Linked DNA regions of Mus musculus: region 2 is linked to region 1. The links are chromatin loops, found by intact Hi-C in ENCODE. Cell type or tissue: gastrocnemius. All regions are shown on one strand.

Region 1 (8,000 bases):
GTGCGAATCTCTTCCCAGGAGAGAAAAGCCCTCAGCCTCACCCTGCCTGGCCAGTACTAGACGCTAGCACCTCTTCCCTCCTCCAGCATGAGACGCCTGGGGGAATTCCGTTTCCTTGTGGATGTTGTCTCAGAAGTCTGGGGTGAAGGGCTCTCTCTTTAGAGAATCTCCTTTCTACAGAAGACAGTTAGGAAACACAGCAGGCTGCCCACAGGGGAGGGGCAAGGTGCCCTCCATACAGGAGCCCTCACCAAAGACCATAGTGAAACATATTTATTTAGGACAATTTGGCCACATCTGAGGTTGTCCAATTCAGAGACTCCAGCTCTGGGAATGCTTTCCCAAGCTTAGACTTGACTTTTTGGGGCATTCCCTCACTGGCCTGTTGTTCACATCATTTATGCCCAATACAGCACCCCACTCCACTTCTTCTCTCCCTCTTTTTCCTAACTCCTCTTCTCTCTTCCTTCCTTTCATCTGTACCTCTCCTCCCATCTCCTTCCTCTCTTTCTCTTCTCCCTTCTCCCTTCCTCTCTCTCCTCCCTCAGTCTCTCCCTCCTCCCTCAGTCTCTCCCTCCTCCCTCAGTCTCTCCCTCCTCCCTCAGCCTCTCCCTCCTTCCTCAGTCTCTCCCCCTTCCCCCAGTCTCTCCCTCCTCCCTCAGCCTCTCCCTCCTCCCTCAGCCTCTCCCTCCTCCCTCAGCCTCTCCCTCTTCCCTCAGTCTCTCCCTCCTCCCTCAGCCTCTCTCTCCTCCCTCAGCCTCTCCCTCCTTCCTCAGTCTCTCCCTCCTCCCTCAGCCTCTCCCTTCTCCCTCAGTCTCTCCTTCCACACTAGTCTCCCTCTCCCCTTTCCTTCCTCCTTCCCCCTCTTGAGATATTCCTTCCCATCTTCCTTCACTCCCCCCTTTCTACTTTTATCCCCGCTTTGTTTCCTTTCCTCCTCTCCTCCCCTGCCACTCCCCTTCTTTATCATGTCTCCCTTTCTGTCTCCACACTGTGTTCTATCCTCACACCCCGTTGTTCTCTGGCACGCTGTCCCCTGGCCAAACTGCCACCGCGACTCTCTGTTTCTGGTGTCTGCATGGGCTCCTTCCAAGATCCCGAGAAAGGATGTACCAAGGCAGTCACTTTTTTTTTTTAAAAAAAGAACTTTCCCAAATTAACACATTTTTGCCTGCAATCTGTCAAGACAGCTGTCTCTTTGTCCCTTGAGTTCCTCGTGGCTAGCATCAAAAGCAGCCAGGGGCACTTTTAAGGTTTGGGAGGGGGAGAAAGAAGTCTGAACTCTGGCAGACGTGTGAATGGCGGACTTTCCTCCCTTGTGGAGACTAAGTCTTTGCAAGCTACCAAGGGCAGCACGGCTCACCCTGGACTTTACTGTCCACTTGCTTTTGAGACATGAAGGTGACCTAGGATGCACACATGTCAGTCACATGGTGTACACACATGTCAGTCACATGGTGTACAGTCCTAAAAGCACGAGGGAAAGAATCTTGGTTTGAGAAGGTGGAGACAGTGTTACTTCCAGGCCTTACATGGCTCAGAGGAAGTTCTTGTCATGGAAAAGGGATTAGGGAAAGGCCTCTTACAGAGGAGGCATCCTGGGGAGCTCATCTCATGCAGGAGGCTTCAAGGAGGACTTGCTCACTGCTTTGGGGCTCATGGATGCTCTAGAGGAAGGCTCAGTTCTTAAACTCAGGGTGAATTTATCTTCTTAGACATACGCAATTAGACGCATCCCAGGACTCGGGGTTTCTCTTGTGAATGGAGTTATGTAGAAGACAATCCAGCAACAGTCCCAGCTGGTGGCTGTCCCATGCTCAGCAGCCATATACGGAACTGCCCGTGGCTCTCAGCCATGGGACTAGCTGTAGCTATGCCAATGCTGTTGGTTCTGTAACTCGAACCACAGCCAGTTCTCATGGTTTCTGGCAACGCAGCCCTCAACATTCTTTTTTTCTAAGAAGCTTCCCCAAGCCACGTGAATATCAAGTTCTGCATCTTCCCTGACCCCCGAGAACAGCCTTGGGAGACCCTTGGCTTCTCTGGTGAGAGAGGCACGTGTCCAGGGATGACATCTTCTCCCACACGAAGTTCAACACTGAAGGCAGAGACTCCGGGGATGCTGGTGTGCGATGGTTTCAAGCTGAAAATACCTCAGGTGTCGTTCACCGCTTAGAATCTGCAGAGCGAACTGGGGTGGGCACGGTTAATGTCAGGTCAAGAGCCTCAGGCACCCAAGGAGCTGAGGTTAAAAAAGGTAAAAACGCCTATGCAACAGATACATGGCTCCACATGTGTAGGAATACACCCCCAAAGAATGAGACATGTATGTTACACATACACACACTTAGCACATGGATGCACACACATATATCACATTCACAGCACATGCACATAGACATATACAGATGCATGTTGGAACACATCACCATACATACATATACACATAGAGAGACACACACTATACATAGGCATATCCATATTCAAAAACACATACTACATGGGTAGCACATATAGATCTCTTTTCACCTCTCTCTCTTACACACACACACACACACACACACACACACACACACACACACACACACACACACACACACACACACACACACCACATAGAACCCCTTCCATAGCCATATACATACAAAAACAAGCACACAAAAACATAGACACACAAATCACACTACAAAGGAACAAAGGCCCAGCACCCCACTCTAGACTGTGTCTCTACATCTCACGTGGGGTGCATTAGCTGTGCAGGTGCATCGGGCCAAATGCAGCCCTGCCTGCGCAGACCTTGTGTAGGAGCCTGGCTACTGCTTGGTGCTGTTGTGTGACACTATTTCCTGGGGAGACATGAACAAGCCACAGATAGGGACTCCATATAACACGACAAAGTAACCTTACCACCAAAATTAAACTCGGTCAACCAACAAGTTTACTGGCATCACTAGCAGGAGTATGGGTGCGGGTTTAACTGTGGGGGCAGGGATGACTCAAACGCAATGGCAACACCAAAAAAGCCCACCCTAGCATGGGTGATGGCTCATGGAAGCTAGGGCCTCGGAGCTCACTGCACAACTGCCAGGCAGCTCAACAGGTTGGAAGAAGCATGTCTCTTCTAGGCAGCTTGGGTCGTCTGGTCTCTCAGCACTCCTTACTGCTTAGATAAGCTCGGGGAGGGAGCTTGGCCTAGTGCATTTATTCAGTTTCAGGAACTTCCTGAAACTTTTGAGTTGTTCACTACCTGAATCTTGAGGAGATTTCCTTGCCAGATGAAATGTTACATCAGGGAGAGAATTGATGTAAATGGGGTAATTGAGAATAAAAAGCTAGGAAACACCGAGAAAGATGGGTCTCCTGAGAAAACACTAAAGTATAGTATCTTATTAACTTCAAGGGAAAATTCATTCATTCTGGAATGAACATTTGTCTAATTTTTTTTTTTTTTACTCACAGGAAAACGTATCAACCAAGGTGTTTACACCATGTTCCCAGGACTCTATCTCTCCACCCTCCAAGACCTGCCCTCCTTCCTGACGGAGGCTTGCTTAGCTTCTGGTCTCTACTCTGTGGGGTTCCCCTGATGCGCTCACAGGCCTGTGAGGCACACAGCAGAGGTCTCTAGGAGTGGCTTTATAAGCAAGTACTCTCTCCTCTTCGCAGTTGACTATTAAATAAAACAAGAAGGAGGGGTGACCACTGTAGGAGGCAGTGTGCAGAATACGACCTGTCTGGAACTTTTACAGCTGGGAGGAACTGGCCTGTCTAAAACGCTCTGCAAACCTCCATGTTCATTCCAGAACCAAACCTCACGTGGTTTGGTGCAGTGACGGCACCGGCTCACCCTGCCTGGGAAAGATACTTTCTGTCTGGCAGTGAGCTTTCCTGAGTGGTGGGCTTTCTATTTCCTCACCTGCTCCCCACCCTCTAGGGTAGAGGCCTTTCTTGTGTAAGGGACAGAGGGACACGGGAACTTGAGAACCTGTTCCCAGGCAGTAGTCTTTATGGCCTGTAATTCAATGGTTTCGTCAGCCCTGGTGATTTATAGAAATTGATGCTGTCATCTGATAGGAGCTGTGGGGAAGAAACTGTCCCAGACACTGCCTCTTTATTTTCCATGAGTGAGGGAGAGTTGTTTATGAGTAGTCTGCATTTTGAACTCTTTGTTCCATGGCTCGATGACAACCTCGGTGCACTGAGTCACCCACAGACCTCAGAGACTGAGCCCTGAGGCCTGTGACTAATGGCTTCAGTGCAAAATAAATAAATAAATAAATAAATAAATAAATAAATAAATAAATAAAATAAAATAAAATAAAAATAAAAAATGCTTAGCTTATAAAAATAGAAAAAGGAAAAAGAAAGAAAGCAAGCAAGCAAAGAACTCGGTGGGTTTCCAGCTCTGATGGTGGCCGGCAGGGACAAGCCTGGAACACAAGCTTAGCAGCAAGGTGGGCTTCGAGCTCGGTAGCTGGAGCATCCCGGCGACCATTTCCTGGGTTTGGTAGTGGCAGCTTTGGAAGTGCTTTTCTTCCTGTGGCTTCATTTTGCAAAGCTGTAAACTATTAAGTGGCTGTAAAGACAGCTTTCTGTGATACATTGTCAAAAATCAGTCCTCTAGCGCCCTCTGCTGTAGACAAATGATACCAAGTTTCTTTTCTTTGGAGGAATTATTGGTTCTGTTGCCCTGGGGTGTGTGGGTGTGTGTCTGATGGGCAAGGAGAGGGGGGTGGGGGGCGGAGGGAGGGAGGGAGGGAAAGGAGGGGAGGGAAGAGAGGGAGTAAGGGAGGGAGGGAGGGAGGGAGGGAGGGAGAGAGAGATGCCTGAGGCCCTTGTTGGACGGTAATTATAGGTCCTTTGTGGCTGGAAGGACAGCTCAGTGGTTATGAGCGCATACTGCTCTTCTAGATGACCAGAGTTCAGTTCCCAGCATCCATGTTGAGTGGCTCACAACAACCTATTACGAGCTCTGGGGTGCCAACATTCTCTTCTGTCCTCAGAAGGAACCCTTGCACACATAGCACACACATACACAAGCACACACACACATGCGCGGGTGCACATGTGTGTGAACATGCACATACACACAAACAAATAAAATAATAAACTCAAAGATCTGGGGCCTTGTGAAAGGGAAGCCGTTCGTCAGGAATGCTGTTGTAGATGTTGGGAACCGCTCTCCCTCTCTCTCTGCTTCCTGACCACAGTAAGAGAGGAGCTTCCTCCACGGTGTGCTCCTCTGGTGAGAAGCTATGCCACCACAGACACAAATCAGCAGCGTCAGGTACCCACAGCTTTACCATCCTGGCAGGAATAACGTTGCTGTAGCGAGAGCCCCACGCATCTCCCTTTGACCATCAGAGCAGCAAAGCTGCAAACCAAGGAGCTGGTGGAGAAGGATAAGGCTGAAGCCCGGTGCCAGCCAGGAGGGGAGCTGGTCTCCTGGGGAGAGGTTGTGTCAGGGTGCTGCTCATGGGAGACTGGAGCTGAAACGTGTTGCCAGATGGGAGCATGCCTCCATGGGGACATGTTGCTGGTCCTCTCTTTAAACCTAAGCTTCGTGCCAGGACCCCAGAAGATGGGCTTAGGAGGGTCAGCAACCATCTTTGTCCCTATCTCTGATGTGGTTACATTGGCTAAACCTCCAGTCTCTGCTTTGCACCTCTGTATCCTGCATTGGCTGGATGTGGCTTGGTAGGCTGCCCAAGAGCCTGGGCTTGAACCCTCACTCCAGGAACAAGGCCTCAGAGACTGCTGCCAAGACAGGCCTTTCCTCCTTTTAAGTTGCTTTACTCAGGTATTTGTCACAGCACCGGGAAACCAATTGGTACAGTGTGGGAGCCTGCCAGCTTTAAAAGTCTGTGGCTCTTACACAAGTCCACATGTATGGATAGACAAGTGTTGATGCGTGTGCAGGCAATGCTCTTAAATTGAGGTTGTTCAGAGGCATTGCGTTCTTTGCCATGCGTGCGTGCATGTGTGTGCTCATGTGTATGTGTGTGTGTGCATGAGTGTGTGCATGCATGTGCATGTGTTCACATGTGCATGTTTGTGTGCACATGTGTGCATGCATGTGTTCATGTGTGCATGTTTGTATGTGTGCATGTTTGTGTGTGTGCATGTGTTCGGGGCTACATGTTTGTATGTGTGCCAATGCATGTGTATGTATGCATGTGTGTGCATGCATGTGTTCATGTGTGCATGTGTTCAGGGGTACATGTTTGTATGTGTGCCAGTGCATGTGTATGTATGCATGTGTGTGCATGCATGTGTGTGCATGCATGTGTTCATGTGTGCATGTGTTCAGGGGTGCATGTTTGTATGTGTGCCAGTGCATGTGTATGTATGCATGTGTGTGCATGCATGTGTTCAGGGGTGCATGTGTTCAGGGGTGCATGTTTGTATGTGTGCATGCAGAAGGTTGACACTGAGTGTTCTCTTCAGCTGCTTTCTCCTTTATTTTTCTAAGACAGGATCATAAGACCTGGAATGTGACAACCGTGCTGGGTGAGGCTGGATGGCCAGTGAGCTGTAGCGATCTGCTTCTCCCTCCCCAGAGCTGGCGCTGCGGGCATGTGCCAATGCACTGCCTCTCTACATAGGCACTGGGGGCTAAACTCAGGTTCTCTTTACCATACACTCTCTGTACCATGCTTAGATTAAACTATGAACTTGACACAGCCTAGAGTCACTTGGGAAGGGACTCTCCATGGAGGGATTTCCAAGATCAGATTAGCCTGTGGGCAAAGTGGCATTGCGAGTGGGGATGTGTCAACATGTACATGTGATTGTGGATTTGTGTACACAGGTTCATGTCTGTGTGTGCAGTGTGCATTTGCAGGCATGTTTTTAATGCACGTTTGTGCATGCATGTGTATGTGTTCCTGTGTATACATACATAAGATGCTTGTCTATGCACACATGCAATTATATGTAGTGTATGTATGTGTGCCTGCTCATAACTCCCTATAGAATGAGAGGAGCCCAGGGCTCGGGACCTTTACATCCTCACCTTCTCTGCTCTGATGCTTTCGTGTTGTCTTCATTGACAGTGGCAAAGCTCACCCCGCCCTCTCTGGCCACCTTGGGGTCTCCTTGTACCACTTTCTACTGGGTTTGAGTTCGGCTGTCAGTTCTCAGCCTACGAATCTCAGACACAGTTGTTTCCCCTCACAGGACCGGGCTCTCCTTGCAGGCTTCTGAAGCGGCAGAATAGGTGAGCTCTGGAGTCTGCGTTCCCACCCAAATGTAGCGAGTGGTATGACTGAGGGCTCAGTATTTCACAAGCAGGTTGCACTTACGAAGATGCTGGCCAGCTCTAGTCAAGGGTGTATATCCCATCATCTCCTGTCTGCATCCGTAAAGGTCATCACAAGACTAATAGTAGATCTTTATTTAAAATAATTTCTGAAATAACAGGGAATCACTGTGTGCTGCTCTGGGTGGCAGCATTCCCAGAGAAGGACAACCGAGGGCTTCCCTCTGCAAGGAGCAATGCAATCACAGACCTGGCATCCCTGTGGAGTCACTGTCTGGCACACAAAGCAGGCCCGGGGTACAGGGAGGACATGTCCCAGCGCACACAGAGACAGGTTTTTATGAATGGCTGGCTGGGGTGTTTACTGGAGAGACATTCGGTTCCGCATGAGGTATGTGGTGTTTGCAGTCAGTGGGAGGTGGCGAGGCAGCTTAGGTGCTCCTTGTACTCTGCTGACCAAGGGTCATAGGTAAAAGCACACAGGGAGCCCAGCTGCCAGGCAGAAGGGGCTCGGAGCATCAGAGGCAGCTTGTGGAGAGACCAAGTTAAGGATAGATGCCTGAGAAGGACCTTGGCTAGTTTCTGACCTTGCAAATTTAGTGGGCATTCATAGTCTAAATCCTCTAGGGAGGATCCTCTTGCCATCTGCCCTCCTCAGTGGCCCAGGGGAGAGAATTAATCTTGACAGTAAGACACAGTTTTCACCAGATGAGAGCCCTGGTCGATGGCCACATGTGAC
Region 2 (8,000 bases), 440 kb before region 1:
TAACTATCTTAGTTACTATTTGTAGTTTCTTTCGCTTAGTTTATATTGCTGTGAAAAGACAAAAGCAACTTATAAAAGAAAGCATTTAACTGGGGGGGCTTGATCATAGTTTCAGCAGATTAGTTCATCATCATCAAGGCAGGCAGGCAGGCAGGCAGGCAGGCAGGCAGGCAGGCAGGCAGGAATAGTGCTGGAGAAGGAACTGAGAACTTTATATCCTGATCCAGGAGGCAGAGAGAGAGAGAGAGACAGAGAGCAAGTCTGGGCCTAGTGTGGGCTTTTGAGACCTCCAACCTCCCCCCCTCCCCAGTGACACACCTCCTCCAAATCCTCCCAAAACAGTTTCACCAACTAGGGACCAAGCATTCAAATATATGAGTGGGGGAGGGGGGGGGCATTCTCATTCTAACCACCACAATGACTTTCTCAAGCAGCGCCACCAAGTGGGGACAGAATGTAAATGCAGGGACATTTTCAGTCAATCCATCACAGTAACTGTGACAGTAAACTCTTCATCATCGGGGAAACCATCAGCCTGTGATGTAAATGTGAGAACAGGGACAACAGAGCCTAATAGCAGTGCTAGAGACACGTGCATGGTTGGACTTGCAGCTAACAGCCAGTAGACCCTGGTCGATACTGACAGGGCTTAACAACTAAGGTTGGGAAACTCTTAGCCGAATTCCAAGGGGAGGCACTGCAACCAGAAGCCAAGTGTCCCTGCTCTGGTTAAATCCTCTCGGCCTGCTCGTCTGCTTGGCCTGCCATTATGTCCCACCCTTCACTGCAGTGGGGGGGCTTCTACTTGACGAGGAATCAGAGCTTGGTCTGACACCTAAGTGGAGCTCAAGAATGATGGATGGATAACTGGCAAGACGCCAAGAACCTCGCCGGCTAGCAGGTGGATAATCTCTAGTTCATTCTTCTCGTTTCAGTGTCTGTACTGCAGCCATTAAAATGAATGAGCTGAGTTTCGGAATACTGACACGAATTAATATCACTGCTGTCAACATTGACAGGGGCCCCATGGCATGTGACACAACTTAGACAAAAGTGACACAACCAGTGAGTCACAAGGACACGTTCACACAGCAAAGGAATGCACCCTCCACCGGCCCCACCCAGCGAAGAGTTGCCTTCCCTGCATGGGGAGGAAGGGAAGAGGTTACCAAGGGGCAGCTGGGGAATTCTACAGCTTCCGGTTTACATTCCTCATAATAAATAAATTCTAAACGCATCCAATACAATTTGGGGATATGTTAAATCGGATGGATACCATAACCATAATGAGGGCTTTGGAGGTGCTTTTTTTCTTAAAAAAAAAGGTTTATTTTTATGTATATGAGTACACTGTAGCTTCAGACACCCCAGAAGAGGGCATTGGATTCCATTACAGATGGTTGTGAGCCACCATGTGGTGGCTGGGAATTGAACTCAGGACCTCTAGAAGAGCAGTTGGTGCTCTTAACCACTGAGCCATCTCTCCAGCAGGGATGCTTTTCAATAGGGATATTTTGAATTTGAAGATAATAATGAAGCCAGAAGCTGACTTGGTGATATCTTCTTCTATTGCTTGACATCTCTTCCCCCTGCCACTCCCCAAGACAGTTTTTCTCTTTGTGTAGCCTTGGCTGTCCTGAAATTCTTGGCCATCCTGGAACGTACTCTTTAGACCAGTTTGGCCTCGAACCCACAGAGATCTGAATGCCTCTGCCTCCCAAGTACTACACCACCACTGCCTTGCTACACTTTTTTTTCCCCTGAGGCAGGGATGTTGGATCAGTTTATGCCAGGCTCTCTGCAATCATGAACCGAAGTAACCCAATGGGAAGCATACACTCTAGTTAATGGACTACCATGACCACAGGCAAGGCTGTGATTGGCCCAAAACCTCAGCCGTTTTGGCTGATTAGCTTAAAACAAAGATCTGTGATTAGCCACACATGTGGCTTCTGTTCGTCCTGCTCAGACCCACTCAAAAGAAGATGCTCTCCCATACTGCATGTCCTGGCACTTCATGCCAGGTCTAGCTAGCCCCTACCCCTACTACCTCCCATAGTAAAGGCTGACCCAGTAACTAGCAGAGGAGCCCAGTGTCTGCTCTATGCCCTGACCCCAAAGTTCTGGGGTTATAGATATACGCCATCTCATCAAGCTTCTATGTGGGTACTGGGGATCTAACATGGTGCTTGTAGACACTGTAACCCATGGAGACGTCATCCTTAGCCCTGCTCCTGGATCCTACCTAGCAATCCCATCCACCCGGCAGATCTCACTCCCAGGAGGAGGATGCACCTGTCCACCTGAGTGATCCCAGTGGTGTCTATTGTCCAAGCTCCTGTATGTCCCTCAAGTGCAGAACTCCCATTTGCTATCCAAATAGAGGCAGGGATGCTGAGACTAGGAGTGGCCAATTGCTAGAGGGGTTTAGGCAAGGGGTGGCCAGCTAAGGGTCCTTCTGAGCTCAATCCATTAGCTGGATGGAAAAATAATTGAACTTCCTGGAAGGCCCACTCAGACAGCGAAAGGAGCCATGCTTTAAGAGTTTAGAGTTTATGGGGCAGGATGGAGAAGCAGACCTTCTCTATACTAAAATATACTTAAACACACACATATATTTGTATAAACACATATATTATAGCAAACTATAATTACTGCTAAAACTTACATATGTTCATATACATATTTTCACGTATTCAGTAAGAAGATAAATTCCCTCCTAGCCATATTCATCACCATGACTTTTTAAAGGGTCATTTTCTGTAGTGGAAAAGGGTGACAGAAACGAGGTGAGGGACACAAATACAGCCCCAGAGTAAAAGCAGCAGAGATCATGAAGGTCCCTGGTGGATAGCAAGAGGGACAGATTGACAGGGAAGAGAGAGGCACCAGCCAGAGAGAGAACAAAGAACAAAAAAGGACCGACTTTATTGGAACAGGCAACTCCCATCAAAGGAATTGCAAGGACCGCGCCCACCCCATCCTCCCCGCCCTCCCCCCCCAGGTGGAAGGCCACCTGAAGACTCTGGGCCAGACTTTTAATAGGCTCCCCAGTCTTCTGGTCTCTTCCCTGGGAGGACTTGCTGTGGGGCTGATCCTCCTTTGGATAGTTCCCTCCCTCAGCTGCCCAGCTGGCTGTTAGCAGTTTGCAAGCCGATGTAACAGTTGTATCTAGGACAGGGGTCTGAAGTATCAGTAGATGATGAACAGGTCCAGGTCTGCAGAAGATTTCCAGCAAGGGTCTCAGTGCCAGAGCTGTAACGATGGCCCCCGTCAAGGGCCAAGGGTTCTGGAACTCAGGACCTGCACAGGGGCTGCCGTGTTCCAGGGCACCACTCGATGCTATTCCTGCCTGCCTGCTGCTGCTCACTGGGGTCAGATGCTGGGGGCTGGGAAGGTCGGCAGACAAAGTTTAAAAGATCTGCTTTTTTACCTAATTTTTGTTCACATGGAAGAGAAGAACCCTTGGCCAGCTAGCTACTGCTGAAGTGACCATCCTGGGTACTTTCTCAGCAATGGGAAACGAGCTAATGCGCTCAGGCGCTGAGGTAAACATTGTATGAATGCCTCTTTCTCAGCCATTAAAACAGCTGCTGTAGATGAGTGGTGTTGCTCTCCTGACAAGCAGAGGAGCCATACTTTAAGAGATTATTTTGGTTTTGGTTTTGGCTTTTCGAGACAGGGCTTCTCTGTGTAGCCCTGGCTGTCCTGGAACCCACTATGTAGATAAGGCTGGCCTCAAACTCAGAAATCCACCTGCCTCTGCCTCCTAAGTGCTGGGATTAAAGGTGTGCACCACCACTGCCAGGCCATGCTTTAAGAGTTTAGAGTTTATGGGGCGGAATGGAGATGCAAACCCTCTCTGCATAAAACAAGTTAAACAAATATATTTCTTTGCATAAACACCTATATTTACAAACTATATATTATTTATAAAACCTACATAGGTACATATGCATATTTACATGTATTTAGTAAGAGGACAAACTCCCTCCTAGCCATACTGATCTCTTCTCTTTAAAGGGTCATTTTCTGCATGTCCATGGTGTTCCGGGCTTCTCCAGTCCCCTGCGAGTACGTGTGTGAGCAGCAGGTGGCGCTAGAGTCCTCGCCACTGTCCGGTTGTATTTACTTTATGTCCAGTGAGTGTCCTTATCTGTTCTCAGGATCCACCCAGGTGGGTTCATTGAGCCAGACTCCCCATCTGTGGATTTGGAATGAAGAAAAGTGCCGAAAAAGAAACTAAAGGCTGACCAGCAATTTCCAAGCCTGATACAGGTGTGTGAAGGTCAACAGACAAGGTCCACCACAGGGACGGAATGTGTGCCCCTAACCGTACAAGACTGACTTTGCCTCCTGAATGCTAAGCATCCTCGTGCGGGAGGGAACATTGGACCGCTCGCAAGAGGCAGAAACAGGGCCCAGAGAGCAAAGCCTCTTCTAAAGAAACAGGAAGACAGTACCACGGAGTACACAGTATTCCCTGCAGTGCTAGTCACAGTACAATGAGGATGTGAAACTCTCCAGGTCAACAGAGGGTCTCCTGGGAGGGACAAAGGACAATAAGGAGGGTATGTACAATGTACAGTATTTATATGAACAGGCTAGCTAAGTTAAAACAAAACAAAACAAACAAACAAAAAACCAAGCAGCCAGCAGTGTAGAGGCTACCTCCACTAGAGTCGCAGGCTAGCCCCAGAGCCCAGGGGAAGCCCCGAAAGAACAGAGAACAGGAGTCTCTGTGGGAATTCTCTGTTGCTAATACTTCTCTCCCTTTTGTCATCCACAAAAGCAAAATAAACAAAAGCAGGGGCCCTGCTCTGGCATGGCATGTTGTGACCTGAGGAGTCTCAGGTGTGGATGGCCCTGCCTATGGTCAGGTCTCCTCCTGTGGAGGTTTGGAGGTGGGGTGGTGCTAGATAGGGGTGGGTAATGACCTACCGCTGAGAGTGTGTGGGAATGGAGCCCCCAGAAGGTGTCCCTTCTGTTACTTATGTCTGTCACCTTAAAGAGCCGCCAGCAGAAAACATCCATTGAAACGACGTGATGCTCTGAGACCTAAAAATACCCCCAATGCTCATGTGTCTTGTATCCCCCCACTGCAGCAGTGTCCAGAGGTGAACACCAAGGTGACAGAGTCGAGGGCTCCGATCTCATGCATAGATTAATTTACTGATGGAGTCGGAGCTTAACGAGATTATGAAGAGATGTTTCAAACTCAGGAGGTACACCACAGTGGGAGGCTGCAGGCTACTGAGGCCATACCCTTAGAAGAGATAGTTTGTTCCCACCTTGTTTACTTCCTGGTGAGCAGCTATGTCCTACCACACACTCCCAACGTGCTGGTCGGACTCACTATGGCCTTTGCAAATGACTGAGCCAGCCATGACAGAAGCCTCGGAAACCATGAGGCAAAATAAGCTGTCCCTCTTCTAAGTTGGTTCGCCTCGGGGATTTGTCACGGCAACGGAAAGGACTTAACACGAACCAGATGCGATCCAACACGGAAGTGAACAGGATTCGAGCTGCTGGATTTCACATAGAGGCCAGCAGAGGGAGATTTTAAACTCTCCTTCCTACCTGTAGGATTCTGTAGCAAGTGGGGGAAACCCAAAGCTGAAGGGGCGACAGATCTCTTTCCTAATCATCTGACCCAGGAAACCTGAGCTTCTAGGATGTCTAATGATGATGTACCTTACACACGTGCGCGCGCGAACACACACACACACAACTGGCATCACTGAACCTAAATTAGTCATTTGTAGGAAATTAAGAAATACCAAAGGGACCAACAGAGTCTCTTTTTCATTAAATCCACGTGCTTGCCAGAGGTGAACAGAGGTCAAAACAGACGACTGAAGGAGACAAACACTGCAAACTGAATTACGTTGATTCCGATGGTAACAAGAGTCACAAGTTGTCATTTGTATGATGAAGAAATAAACATCAAGGCGTAATTTTATGACTGGCTTGTTAGGCATGAAGTTAGTGGCCTCTGACTATGGAATCTTTGTCAAGTATTCGGGGCTGCTATCTTTCCTTTCAATTTGCAATGACTCTCAAGTGAGACCATAGGTATTTATAACTCAGTTACCACACCGTCTAAATGACGCTGATACTGTTAAGCCCCAGTTAGCTAAAAGACTTACCCTGGATGCAGTCTGTCTCTGATGACTTCTAACCATGACTTTTCTAGAGACAGTGCCTGGCGTTCCTTTCTCTTGGGGACCCTCAAGATGCTTTGTCTCACTCTACACACCTACCCCTTTAGCACGCTGAAGGGAGAGCTTTTTACCAGTCCATATGTAGAAAGCATTTACTGAATTGATGTTGATGGATTAAAATTTAAGATGTGCTTTCTGATGTAACCCTTGGGCTATGTGGACCGAATTCAGTTTCTGTTACACAGGATCTTCCTGGCCTCATTAGACTTGAGTAGGAGGCGTGGGTGGTTTTGTTTTTGTTTTTTATTTCCAGGAGCAGGTAGAGACTTACATGTCATAGTTTAATTATTTACCAATTTACCTTTTTATAACTTAAAAATTGTTTTTGGAGGCAGGATCTCCTATGTTCCAGGCTGGCTTTGAACTCGCTCTGTAGCCAAAGATGACCTTCAATCTCTGAGCCACCTGCCTCTACGTCCCAAGTGATGGCACTATAGGTGTGCACCAGCATGTCCTATTCATGCAGCGCTGGGCATCAGAGCCAGGGCTTGGTGCACACTAGACGACCAATCTACCAACTGCACTCAATCCTCACCATCACCCCATGGAATTCAGCTAACTAGGTCCACCAGTAAGTGTCCATACATACAGTGTCCTCTTCTAGAGGACGGACACTGTCTCTGGCCATGTGAACTATGAGGGTACCTTGGCCTCTGACCAGTCAGCTCCCTTCAGGTTTCTAATAAGGATAACAGGAATGGACCCGGGAGTGTTTACAAGTTATTACCAATGAAAAGAAGTGGACTTGGGCATTGTTATGCTAGGCCATGCAACCGGTGCATGGGAAATGAAGTGTGAGCTAACACCCAGACCAGGCTGCCTTGCTGTTCCTGTGATGGACCACACCATGTGGGTGAGTTGGAGTTGAGGAGGCCTCACCCGCAGCTTTTCGATATTGTGGAGACGAGGGTGCTTGCTCTTTTTAAAGCACTTTTCACTGAATCTGGAAATCACACGTTGACATTAAACAAGTCTTTCTTTTCCAATTTCTCATACTTACGTCATATTCTCTCAAATAAAAATGGCTCTCCAGACCAGAAATTCTCCATCCTGGCATCTATCCAAAAATGTTCTTTCTGCCATCCCAGTCATGACTTTGAGTTTAACACCGCCACCCGCTCCTCCTTCCTGCTCTCACAGGAGGAGCAAGTGGAAAGAAAGCATTCCTCCTGGGAGCACTTGAAATGAGTAATTCTCTGTCAAGTAAGTTGCTGGATTAATGTCACTGAAATGCAAACACTGACACTCCCTGCCACCAGGAAGCTCTAGTTTGCTCTGTTTGCATCTTAGTCAAGTTTTTTTTTTTTTTGTTTTTGTTTTTTTGTTTTTTTGCTTTGATGAAATACTGTAGCCAAAAAGCAAGTCGGGGAGGAAAGGGTCTATTTACCGGACACTTCCGGATCAAAGCCCATCTTCAGAGGGAGTCAGGACAGGAACTGAAGCAGAGTAGAAACTCTGGAGGCAGGAGCTGATGCAGAAGCCATGGAGGGTGCTGCTTACTGGTTTGCTTCCCATAGCTTGCTTAGCCTGCTTTCTTATAGAACCAGGACCACAAATCTAGGCAAGAGAAAAGGGCAGGGTATCACTAAAGTTGTTGAATGTCCAGCCTCTGGAAACGTTCATATGCAATGTGTAGAAGAGACGGCCATGGAGAAGGCCATGGAGAAGGATGTCACAGTACATGAATTAGCAGTGGTCAGGCACACTCACATCCAGGCCTCAGAGATCCACCTGCAACATGAATAATTTGAATTCAGTAGATTTTTGTTGGTTTCA

What was found. A loop is a pair of places that touch in the nucleus more often than their neighbours do. Peaks named below come from ENCODE experiments on the same cell type or tissue, not always from the same donor. Only the 100,000 strongest peaks of a DNase experiment are listed, where the experiment ranks them.
Region 2: it touches region 1 in a loop (10-fold over the local background); 29 of 42 quality-filtered maps call a loop at or near these places.

The regions. Positions count from the first base shown.
Region 1 is chr13:52,648,165-52,656,164 of GRCm38, reverse strand. Syk (spleen tyrosine kinase) reads right to left here. Exons shown (of 14, transcript NM_011518.2): 14 at 7,373-8,000. Among named protein-coding and RNA genes, the nearest start is that of Syk, 55 kb to the right of the region's middle. In gastrocnemius, a CTCF peak has its summit at 4,622 (motif pointing left); DNase peaks (open chromatin) are centred at 1,032, 1,937, 4,576 and 7,582.
Region 2 is chr13:53,092,938-53,100,937 of GRCm38, reverse strand. No RefSeq gene overlaps it. Among named protein-coding and RNA genes, the nearest start is that of Gm52058, 73 kb to the left of the region's middle. In gastrocnemius, CTCF peaks have their summits at 461 (motif pointing left) and 5,546 (motif pointing right); DNase peaks (open chromatin) are centred at 850 and 4,101; H3K27ac peaks cover 855 bases.